2 separate regions of the Homo sapiens genome follow, and region 1 is linked to region 2. Evidence: chromatin contacts called from ENCODE Hi-C data. All regions are on one chromosome and are shown on one strand. Each heading gives the region's core, a stretch centred on a gene start or an enhancer-like site at or near the end of the contact. The rest is flanking DNA. Distances are from core to core; before and after follow the strand shown. Region 1 overlaps LINC02664 (long intergenic non-protein coding RNA 2664). Region 2 overlaps LOC105376481 (a long non-coding RNA gene).

Region 1 (6,241 bases), core at 353-2,852, 47 kb after region 2:
TATGGGCTACACCACACAGCCTAGATGTGTAGTAAGCTAGACCATCTAGGTTTGTGTGCACTCTGTGATGTTCGCACAATGACAAAATGGCCTAATGATGCATTTCTCAGAACATATCTTCATCATTAAGTGAGCCGTGGCTGTATATAATATATTGATGTAATATATAATAATTATGTAATATATTATATACGTATATTAAATGTATGTATGGATACATACAGTATATATATGCATGTGTGTATTTATATGTGTGTCTGTCTACATATGCATGCATAATTATTTCCCTCACCAACTAAAATATAAATGCCATTGAGGCAGGGAGTTTTTTTGTTCCTGGCTATACCTCCAGCACCTAGGAAAGTGCCCTGTGTAGCATTTAATAAGTTTGTTGAATCAATAAAAGAAAAAATAAATGAATGAATGAATTTAAGTAAAGTTGAACACACACTCAAATGGATCATAGCTTGACTGTAGATCTTTGCTGTCATTGTTTTGCAGCCAGGAAGGCAAGATGAGCTTCTCCTAGCTTTGTGTGTGTCAGCTTCAGCACTTATCAAATATTGATAAGTTTGATCTTGGGAGTTAGTCTACCTAATGTGTTTCAAACCTCAAGAGGCATCTTCTCTAGGGAAGTCCTAGAGTCCTGTGATGTCACCACTACCTAGATTTCCTTTTTGTCTTTTGACAATCTTCCCTTAAATGTACCCTTCTCAGGGGATAAAAATAAGGAATAGAAGTTAATTATTGATGTTGTCAGTGAAAGTTTTCTTGGATATATGTGAAAAACATTGCCTTTTTTCAGGAGAAGCTTACCAGGGTAAAGAAGCACTGTGTTCTCCATGGTGAAAGCGAGAAGCTCAATTCTAAAACACCATTTGAAAATCACGTCTGTCCAATAAACATTGTATAATGATTGGGATACCCTAATACCATTCTTATATTTACTAATGGATGTGCGGAAATACATACTCCTAGAAAAATTAATCCAGTTAAATTTTTCTCTTTCATTTTTAACTTCTTTAAGCCTCAAAAACCCAAGAGTGTAGGATACATTTATAGCTGGGTTATTGTAGCTATTTTCAGTTTTAACTATTCCATGTTCCCATCCTCTCACAAGGAAATGTTAGCAATTCATGGTTAATCTGGGCCATGAGCAGAAAGAATTTTTTCCCTTTCTCTTATTTTGAGGTAAAGGAAAAATTTCTGTAGAAACATATGTTTTTGGAAACGCTGGACTTAGAGAACACTTTGTGGTGCAGAACTATGGAATCTTGAACAGAGCAAACACTGCACTACTTATATCCATCCCTCAGAATGAAAGAGTAGATACAGCACACGTAATAGTGGGAAACTGAGGTTTGCCAGGGCTTAGACAATGTGTTTATGAGCAATTCAAGGGATCTTAAATGGTGGATAAGTTATTTTCAATGTTTCTGTAATTCTAAAGTGCAGGAATGATGCTGCATGATAGTTGACCAACAATGGCGGGTGTTAAGAATTCCATTCATTGGGTATTAATAGCATCAGGATTATAACTGTCTTACACCCTTGCTTATTTCATAATCTATTTCTGGAACTGGAGATTTGGAGGTTCGCCAGGTCTGCAATCCTGTCAGCTTTGACTTGATCAGTGGGAGCCAAGCGCATTAACCCAAAAGATTCAACTGAGAGGCGGGGGTGGAAAAGGAAAACTTAAAGTCTAAGTTTGTTGGAACCCTGCACAAAAGGAATTGTACAGTCTAGATAACTATCTGGGAGAGTTGCTAACAACTGGAGAGTAGCTGAATGGCCTGATATGGGAATTCAGAGAAGTTTATGGCAAAGTGAGTGTTAACTAAAAAATATATAATTCATTCATTTATTCATTCACTAACAAAGCCATAATTAAGCACCTACCTTGTGTTTGGCAAATGGCAGAGAGCAGGTGTGTATGCCAAAATTATTTTGGGGGATAGAGATTTAAGAAGGCCACAAGTGTGATGAAAATGTTATCCAAAAGGGCCTGGTTCCACTTCTTAGCTGCTTGACCTTGGATAAGTTGCTTAACTTTTCTGAGTCTGTAGAATGGGAATAATTAACTCCCAGGTTAAAAGACTTCTGAGGATTTAGTGAGACAATTCTATGAACAGTAAGACAATGACTTGGAAAGCATCTCACATGGTTCATGGTCCATGAAAGGCATTCATGTTTCTGTCCTCTTCTCCCAAGAAAGGTGTGTTAGTCTTTTCTGCATTGCTATAAAGGAATACTTGAGACTGGGTAGTTTATTTTTAAAAAGAGGTTTATTTGGCTCACAGTTCTGCAGACTGTACAAGAAGCATGGTGCCGGCATCTGCTTCTGGTGAGGGCCTCAGGAAGCTTCCAATTATGGCAGAAGGTGAAGGGGGAGCAGGTACATCACCTGGTAAGAGAAGGAGCAAGAGAGATGCTATGTGCTTTTAATCAACTAGCTCCTGCGTGAACTAACTCATTACCATGGGGAGGGCACCAAGCCATTCATGAGGGATCCGCCCCCATAACCCAAACACCTCCCACTAGGCCTCATCTCCAAAACTGGAGGTCACATTTCAACATGTGATTTGGGGGCAGGACAAAACGTCCAAAGTATATGAAAAGGAAATCGCTCTGAGCGATTCCCGAGGGAGGTAGGAAGGAGTCCTGGGAAGCAGGTCTGGCTCTGAGAGATGGCACTCCTGGATTCTGTGTAGTCTATGTAGAGAAACACCCCATGCTCCCCATGAAATGCATGACTCAGTGTTTGAGTTGAGTTCCTCGGACCTTATAGGTTGGCAGTGGTGCCCAAATGCTTCCCTTTGCTCACAGCTGAAGAGGAAAAATTTGAATTATGACTGAAGAAAATGTCAACTGTAAATGCAGCCTTTAAAATTGAGTCGTATGAAAGAAGTCATTATTTGAAAAAGATACTTGCACACGCGTGTTTATAGCAGCACAATTCACAATAGCAAAATCGTGGAACCAACCCAAATGCCCATCAGTCAATGAGTGGATAAAGAAACTCTGATATATATATATGATGGAATACTACTCAGCTATAAAAAGGAATGGATTAACAGCATTTGCAATGACCTGGATGAGATTAGAGACTATTATCCTAAGTGAAGTAACTCAGGAATGGAAAACCAAGCATCGTATGCTTGTTATGCATCTTATGATATGTGGGAGCTAAGCCATGAGGACACAAAAGCTAAGCTACGAGGACGCAAAAGCGTAAGAATGATACAATGGACTTTGGGGACTTGGGAGAAGAGTGGGAGTGGGGCGAGAGATAAAAGATAACAAATATGGTGCAGTGTATACTGCTCAGGTGATGGGTGCACTAGGTTCTCACAAATCTCCACTAAAGAACTTACTCATGTAACTAAATACTACTTGTACCCCCAATAACTTATGGAAAAATAAAATTAAAAAAAATTGTGTCGTATGTAAAGTGACATGCTGGAGAAGGATGTGCTTTGGTCATTTCTGAAAGTCTCCACCAACTGCAGGTTCAGGAAACATTTTGTACTGGCATCAGGCAACTCCCGGTCTCAATAGGATGACATTACCAAAGCTGGAGTCTCTGTTTGGTCCTGCAGTATAGCACAAAAGGCGCTAGGAATAGCAGGCGGGGCTGCCAGCAGCACTATCAGCGAAGCAGGTGTCTATACTGCCCTCTTGCCCAGTTCCATAAGCAGCTTCCCAGTGGCTTCTGGGGCTGGATCAAGTAGATTCTCTTTCAAGTCCCTGCCAGAAAGAACCAGGGCCTCAAAAAATAACCAAAAAAAAAAAAAAAAAAAATCAATCCAAATAGTGTCTTGTTTCTAAACTGCTATGTATTTTTTTTTCTCTTTTTGGAGACAGGGTCTTGCTCTGTTGCCCAGGCTGGAGTGCAGTGCCACAATCATAGCTCACTGCAGCCTCAAATCCCTGGGCTCAATCTATCCTCCTACCTCAGCCTCTCAAGTAGCTAGGCCTACAGGTGCACACCATCACATTTGGCTAATTTAAAAATTTTTCTTTTAGATGCAGAGTCTTGCTATGTTGCCCAGACTGATCTTGGACCCCTGATCTCAAGCGATCCTCCCACCTTGGCCTTCCAAAGTGCTGGTATTATAGGCATGAGCCACTACACTTGGACCCAAACAGGTATCTGTTAAACTGGCTTTACCTTCATTCACCTTTTGAGCCTGAGAGTGAAAGGAGAACTGTTACCTGCCAAGTCTGCAGCAGAAGGAGTGAGTGTGGTAGCTGGATCACCAGATCTCGGCTCCAGCCCACCCTTGTGGCTGGTACACTGGGGTAGGTTACACAGACCCTGCAGGTAACGAGGCTGAACCCGAGGCTGAGGCTGAGCCCGAGGCTGTCTGCCTATATGATGGGGAGAAATGATAATCGCTCATGGTTCATTGAGCTGTTGAGGGCTAAATGAGCTAATATGTGAAAGGGATCAGGACAGTCCTCAGCGCCTCATTGGACTTCCTAAGTTAACTCTCACTGCTCCATTGGCTGAGGACTTCACTTATCACAGCCTGAGAAGAGGTGGCTGCCTGTGTGGAGCAAGTTAGATGCCCGAGGCCCTTTATGCCATGAATGGGACACAGCAAAGGGTGGGGTGAGAAGTGCCCTGGTGAGGTTGGCCACCTTTTGGCTTTGGGACCTTGGGCTTGGTAATTAACCAGGCCTTAGCTTTTGTATCTGTGAATGGGGATGATGATGTTACTTAAATCATAAGATTGTTGAAAGGCTTTGAAAAAGTGCTTACAACTTGCTTATCTTTGTAACTTGGCACATGCTCAGTGAGTATGCACTCTTTGCACTCTTCATCATCTTATCATCATCATCACCATCTTTCCCATCTGGAAATCACTCCACACATTAGAACCACTTTGGATAAGACAACCTACATAGGGAAAGTGAGGGGAAACACCCTTCCTTTTCCTATTAATATGTGATGATGGGTTTGTACTTTTAAGATAGTTGTTTCTCAGACGACCCCATGAAAAACTGGGCAAAGGATATAAACAGACACTTCCCAAAAGAAAAAATACAAGTGGTCAGTAAACACATGAAAAAATGCTCAACATCACTAGTCATCACAGAAATGCAAATTAAAACCACAACGAGATATCCTCTTACACCAGTCAGAATGGCTATTATCAAAAAGTCAAAAAGCAACAGAGGCTGGCATGGATGTAAAGAAAAGGGAACGTTTACACACTGTTGATAGGAATGCAAAGTAGTTCAATCTCTTTGGAAAACAGTATGGAGATTTCTCATGGAATTTAAAAAACAGAGCTACCATTTGACGCAGCAATCCCACTGCTGGGTATCTACCCACAGGAAAATAAATCATTATATAAAAAAGACGCCTGCACTCATGTGTTCATTACAGCACTATTCATAATAGCAAAGTCATGGTGCCAACCTAAGTGTCTATCAATGGATGGCTGGATGAAGAAAATGTGGTCTATATACACATGGGATACGATACAGCAGTAAAAAAAAAATGAAATATGGACTGGGCACGGTGGCTCATGCCTGTAATCCCAGCACTTTGGGAGGCCAAGGGGAGTGGATCATGAGGTCAAGAGATCGAGACCATTCCGGCCAACACGGTGAAACACCGTCTCTACTAAAAATACAAAAATTAGCCGGGCATGGTGGCACGTGCCTGTGGTACTCAGGAGGCTGAGGCAGGAGAATGGCTTGGACCCAGGAGGCAGAGGTTGCAGTGAGCCGAGATTGCACCACTGCACTCCAGCTTGGTGACAGAGTGAGACTCCATCTCAAAAAAAAAAGAAAGAAAGAAAGAAAGAAAAAAGAGAAATCATGTCCTTTGGAACAACATGGATGGCGCTGGAGGCCATTGTCCTAAAAGAACTAACTCTGAAACAGAAAATTAAATACCACATGTGCTTACTTATAAGTGGGAGCTAAACGATGGGTAAACATGGACATAAAAATAAAATAATGGACACTGGGAACTCCAAAGCCAGGGAGAGTAGGAGGAAGGCGACGGTTGAAAAATTAACTATCATGTACAGTGTTCACTGTTTGGGTGATAGGTGCACCAGAAGCCCAATCCCCACCACTATACAATATATCCATGTAACAAACACACACACGTACTTCCTGAATCTAAAATTAAATTAATTTTAGAAATATAAATTTAAACTGACACAAAAATAAACATAGAAATACAGTGGTTTCTGTGGAAGACCTGGAGCAGGGTGCCAGA
Region 2 (6,191 bases), core at 3,156-5,655:
AAGGCTGTGTACTGTGGTTCCAACCACGTAATTCACCCAAATTAGCACTGATGAACTAGCTTTTCACACACAAATATCTTTTCCAAGCATCAGCGTATTTTTATTTTGTGTCTCCAAATATTGCCAACGATGTGTGCCCAGGGTGTGGATATAGCAGGGCCGAACTTGGGTTGCCATCTGCACGAGGAGATGTTCCTCATATGTGCTCCTTCGCCAGTTTGCTGCCTGAAATCCTTGAACGGGAAACTGAATCTTTAATTCTACCATCTGATATAAGAACTCTATGCCAATGTGATGGGAGAAGATGCTCATTGAAAATTTCCCACCAAGATTTCAATGAATCATACAGATTCTTGCCTGAAGCTAAGCTTTGTAGGCAGTTGATATTGGGGATGGGGAAGGATGGTTGAAGCAGGAGGTCCTGGGGTCCCTGACACGGAAGAAGGTGCCTGGAAGTGCACTAAAAGGAGCATATAGAGAAAAGGAGGACAATTTCACCCACTCCACAAAGTGCTGAGTCTCTCAGTTGATGATTCTCCTGTCAGCAGAGTCTGCCTGTGGGCCAGGCATCTTGGAAGGAGAGAGGCTGCTTTGCTCCTCTCAGGCCACGATGCAGAGGCTTAGCCTCCCAAGCTTCCTTGGGCACCAAGACTAGCAGCACCCAGAGCTGGGTTTATGTTTGGTTCACCCTGAACTGCACTGACTCACCCCCAGCAGAACTGGGAGGAGCTGACCTCGTCGTGAGGCCTAGTTCTCATTCACCTGGTTATAGGCGCAGTGACTCGGCCCTGTGGTGTTCAAGCCTTCGCCAATGATGCACCTTCATGGGCAGGAATCCATGGGCCCACCCGGGTCTCCGTCTTAGTTCATTTGTGTTGCTATAAAGGAATACCTGAGGCTGGGCAATTTGTAAAGAAAAGAGGTTTATTTCACTTACAGTTCTTCTGGCTGTACAGAAAGCATGGTGCTGGCATCTATATCTGGGGAGGGCCTCAGGCTGCTTCCACTCATGGCAGAGGGTGAAGGGGAGGTGAAAGGGACCTGATGTGTAGAGATCATGTGGCAAGAGACAGGAAGAGGCCGAGCTCAGTGGCTCACGCCTGTAATCCCAGCACTTTGGGAGGCCGAGATGGGCGGATCACGAGGTCAGGAGATCGAGACCATCCTGGCTAACGTGGTGAAACCCCGTCTCTACTAAAAATACAAAAAAAGTAGCCAGGCGTGGTGATGGGTACCTATAGTCCCAGCTACTTGGGAGGCTGAGGCAGGAGAATGGCGTGAACCCAGGAGGCAGAGCTTGCAGTGAGCTGAGATCGCGCCACTGCACTCCAACCTGGGTGACAGAGCGAGACTCCGTCTCAAAAAAAATAAAAAAGACAGGAAGAGAGGGGGGGAGGAGATGCCAGGCTCTTTTAAACAACCACTTCTCATAGGAACTAAGAATAAGAATTCACTCACTCCTGCAAGAATGGCACCAAGCCATTCATGAGGGATCTACCCCCATGGCCCAAATGCCCCGCACCAGGCCCCACCCCCAACAGTGGGGATAAAATTTCAACATGAGACTTGGTGAAGACAAACAAACCATACCTAAACCACCACAGTCTCCATTCAAGGAGAACTGATATTGAAGCACAGTCTTCTCTTGACCCAACCACCCTTTCCATCAGATCCTCCAAAGGCCAAAAAAACATTTAGCTAGTTAGACAGTCCAGAAAGAGGAATTTCTTATCAGAAAGGGCTCTGCAAGAAGACCAACCTGACTTTCCCCCTCCTTCTCTTCTTTACTACGTTCTTTGCCTGACTTAGCCAGGCAAGCTCTTACCGCAGTCTACTCTTCTTGATGGCACTGATGGGAAGGAAGTAGAAGAGACCCACATCTAAGTTTTCTTATAAAAACTTCTTGATCATTTTGGTCAAAAGTACAGTGAGCACATGGTGTGTATATAAATGTACCTAAACCATTGAAATAGCTGGGGATGTGCAGTCATAAGTCACTTAATGTGCTGTTAGGTGATTTCATCATTGTGCAAACATACCGGAGTGCACTTACACAAACCTACATGGTTGAACTTCCTACACGCCTAGGCTACATGGTATAGCCTATTGTTCTCAGGCTGCAAACTTAACCCAGGGTCCCTAGGTTTTTGGGTATGGACTGTGAAAAAGTACCCACTAGTACCTGTTGTACCTTAAGTTCTTCTTGTTTCCAAAAATTCCAGGAAGAAGCTCAGCCCTGGAAAAGCAAAAACCCATTGGATCCAGAGGTGCCTGAGTTGGAGATGAACTTTGGAACTTCCCTCATAACCGTACTAAAATCCCTGACCAGAGAGTAACTTATTTGCCATTTTCTATACATGTGACATATGTAGAAGCATGATCAATGACAGCACATGTGCTATTAATATCTTGCTCCATCTCGACATACAGTGACTCAGCTCACCAGGCCAACAAAAGGCCTGTTTTCACCTTTGATTGGAGGAGGCACTCCTTTGAGAACTATCCCCCATGTCCTCCTCATTTGTTGCCACTAATAAAATCCCTTTAAGTCCCCATTGCTTAAGTCCCCATTGGTTGTGGTCACTGGACTGCCACCTGCCATGTGATGGCACTGACCCGTTGTATGGGTAACAAAACTTATACAGTGTATCACTGTCCTGGATACTGCAGGCAATTGGAATGCAATGCTAAGCATTTGCATAACTAAACATAGAAAAGGTACAGTAGGACTAGGTGTGATGGCTCACACCTGTAGTCCCAGCACTTTGGGAGGCTGAGGCAGGCAGATCAGTTGAGCCCAGGAATTTGAGATCAGCCTGAACAACATGGAGAAATGCAGTCTCTACAAAAAATACAAAAATTAGCTGGGAGTAATGGCCTGTGCCTGTAATCCCAGTTACTGAGGAGGCTAAAGTGGGAGGATCCCTTGAGCCCAGGAGTCTGAGGCTGCAGTGAGTCATGATCTTGCCTCTGTGCTCCAGCCTGGGCAATAGAGTGAGACCCTGTCTCAAAAAAAAAAAAAAAAGATACAGTAAAACTATGGTATTATAGGCCAGGTGTAGTGGCTCACGCCTGTAATCTCAGCACTTTGGGAAACCAAGACAGGTGGATTGCTTGAGGCCAGGAGTTCAAAACCAGCCTGACCAACATGACGAAACCCCATCTCTACTAAAAATACAAAAAATTAGCCAGGTGTGGTGGTGGGCACCTGTAATCCCAGCTACTAGGGAGGCTGAGGCAGGAGAATCGTTTGAACCCGGGAGGTGAGGGTTGCAGTGAGCCGGGATCACGCCACTGTACTCCAGCCTGGGCAACAAGACTGAAACTCTTGTCTCAAAAAAAAAATGGTATTATAATTTTATGGGATCAATATCCTTCATGTGTCTGTTATTAACTGCAATGTTGTTATACAGTGCATGACTCTTCTTGGTCTGGACCACCTGGGACCTGGTTGAAGAGACTAGATACCAGCTAGTTCAGCCTTTATCTTGACAAAATCAAAAGAGTTGCCAGAAAGTCCTAGAATCGCCAGTTGTATTTTAAATATTGTGCATATAAATATAATGAGCAGTATTTGGTTTTACTACCATCATTTATTTCAGCATAATTAAAGCCATTTCTTCTTTAAAAATTGACTGTCGTATTTATATTTATAATCTGAGTTCAAGATTCTAAATTTTACTAATTCTTTTACTATTTCATCTTTTAAAAAATTATCTAACATATGGAAAGAAAAGGGAAAGATTACTCATTTAACTGGAATCATGTTTGAAACACTCTGAATATATTTCCTAACATTTCCTGATTGATTGCCTGGGAAATAAATATGCCCAAATGGTAGCATTATATTTATAATTCTAAGTCAGGAATATTTCCCTTATTGCTCTGCCTCTGAAATAGAGTCCCAAGAAAGTGCATAAAATATCAAAATAGTGTTTTCAATATCTGCCAAACCTGAACGTTTGCATCTCAGAAAGCAAATGTGCAACTAGTGAGTAAACTGCCTCTTTGTCAAACATAAATGTGGCAAATTCTAAGGCAACTCCTTTTCGACTAAATTGTCTCAGCATGCAGAGCAGCAGGGAGAATGTTTGCTATAGGACACAGGCAAAAAAACAATCTTTATGTTATTTTTTCCAGGAGGGTATTACATTACGTTTCAGAGAGAAATGATGAGCTATTCATGATGAAATGGCACATTTTCTTGCAGAATCACCTACTCTATTTAAATGTGTTCGATTCTTTAGAAGGTGTCCCTAATGTCCCACTGAGTCACAGTCTCCTCCCTGCCTCCTCTCCAAGTTCTTCCTTCCTAGCAGAGGAGATGTTAATGAATTCTGAAACATGACTCCTTGCTCTGGATGTCCACGTAGCCTGACCTCTCTAGATCCACTCTGACAGCACATACATGCTTTTCAAGAGGCACAATTTTGTCTTGTCTGGAGAGCAATGTAATTAGAAAGCAATTTGGCCCACACACGCAGCTTCCATGGTCACTTGGCACAGCCTCAGCCTCCTTCTGGCGGGGCTGGTTTTGTTCTGCTTTGGCTGGCCTCCTAGATGTCTAGCGGCTCAGTGATCCTCGTCCTCGCTTGCTCGGAGCCCAGGCTTGGCCAGACTTAGAGAGTGTCAGGTGCTGTCTGCTGGGAAGCCGTGGGGGCTGCACTGGAGCCCCACGTCGGCCCCATGTCCCACATGGCCTCCGGACATGTGCGGTGACGCCTCTGCACAAAAGAGACTCAGAGACCTGACATGAGCGGCCCAACCACTCTGTCTGGCTGGCTTCCTTGACTTTATTTGCTGAGCATCCAGAGGACAAAGAGAATCCGGTGGCACATCCAGCCCCCCAGATCTCCCTTATTACATTGCTCACAAATTTTTCCTCATCCCCCAGGCTCCAAATTGGCAGTGATCTTTAATTCTGCTCCCTCCATTTGTCTCTGCGTCCAACAAGTTACCATATCCTACACATTTGGCCTTCTCATTTCTGCCCTCGATACTGTAATTCAGGCCTCTTATCCAACCATTGTAACAGCCTCCCAGCTGTTATTTCCACACGGAACTCCACTTCCTCCAATTCTATTATAGCATTTCCCGGTAGTCAGATTAGTTTTCCAAATATATAGCATTGGCAATGTTATAATATCATCCTCCTGCTCACAAATCTTCAGTGGTTTCTCATGGTCTATAGTTTCTTTATTTGTGCGTTCTGGCCCACTGCCTGTTTTTATAAATAAAGTTTTATTGGAACATAGCCACATCCATTTGTTTACGTATGGCTTATGGCTGCATTTGTGCTATGATAGCTGAGTTGAGTCATTGTGACAGAGACCACATGGCTTTCAAAGCCTAAAATACTATTTGGCCTTTTACAGAAAACATTTGCTGGCCTCTGCTCTAAACTGTGCTCCAGTTTTCCTTTCTGGTTTTCTTTCTTTCCTTTTTTTTTTTTTTTTTTTTTCGAGATAGAGTCTCGCTCTGTCGCCAGGCTGGAGTGCAGTGGCGCGATCTCAGCTCACTGCAACCTCCACCTCCCGGGTTCAAGCGATTCTCCAGCTACTTATTTCCCGAGTAGCTGGGAAATAAGTACACCCAAACGGTAGTATTGGGACTACAGGCACGTGCCACCATGCCCAACTAATTTTTTGTATTTTTAGTAGAGATGGGGTTGCAACACGTTAGCCAGGATGGTCTCGATCTCCTGACCTCGTGATCCACCCGCCTCGGCCCCCCAAAGTGGTTTTATTTCTTTATAGCCTGGGCTTTCATGCTGTCGTGCCTTGGCTTTCATTAATACACTCTCTGCTTAGGGAAATGCAACCCTCCAGGCCCATTTCAGGGGGACCCTCTGCATGGAGACTTTCCTAACTTCTGTTTCAATGTGACCTCCCCTCACTTTTTACTTCGCTATGGCATGTTGAGTGTTCTGGCTTTTACTACAAATATTAATCAGTATCCTATTGCTTCTCCTCTCACCCCAGTCTCTAAGCTCCTTAAAGGCAGAAGTTATGTCTTATCCATCTTTAAATCTCCCCAGGGTCACCTGAATATAGTTACTTAATAGATATTTGGAGATTTTCTTGACTCGGAAACTAGGAGTCTTTTCTTCCAGTGGCTTCCAGAATAGATAATCAACATTCCCCTACTGGGGAGAAACAAGGTGGGAGAATGAATACAACCTATGCTCCCCT

Evidence for each region. Hi-C counts contacts between places; a loop is a spot of excess contacts on that map. Pooled maps may share reads with other maps.
Region 1: a map of sciatic nerve shows a loop between it and region 2 (30-fold over the local background). The contact joins two enhancer-like sites. A Hi-C loop is called at or near these places in 2 of 168 maps with a recorded cell type or tissue (heart left ventricle and sciatic nerve) and 2 of 50 pooled maps.

The regions. Positions count from the first base shown.
Region 1 is chr10:31,202,716-31,208,956 of GRCh38, forward strand. The region is part of intron 1 of LINC02664 (long intergenic non-protein coding RNA 2664); the gene reads left to right. Among named protein-coding and RNA genes, the nearest start is that of LINC02664, 18 kb to the left of the region's middle. Within about 2 kb of position 1,603, at least 3 of the 41 ENCODE cell types and tissues checked have a DNase peak (open chromatin) inside an H3K27ac peak, as active enhancers do.
Region 2 is chr10:31,153,171-31,159,361 of GRCh38, forward strand. It overlaps LOC105376481 (a long non-coding RNA gene), which reads left to right. Exons shown (of 3, transcript XR_001747410.3): 3 at 2,223-2,759. Among named protein-coding and RNA genes, the nearest start is that of LINC02664, 32 kb to the right of the region's middle. Within about 2 kb of position 4,406, at least 16 of the 41 ENCODE cell types and tissues checked have a DNase peak (open chromatin) inside an H3K27ac peak, as active enhancers do.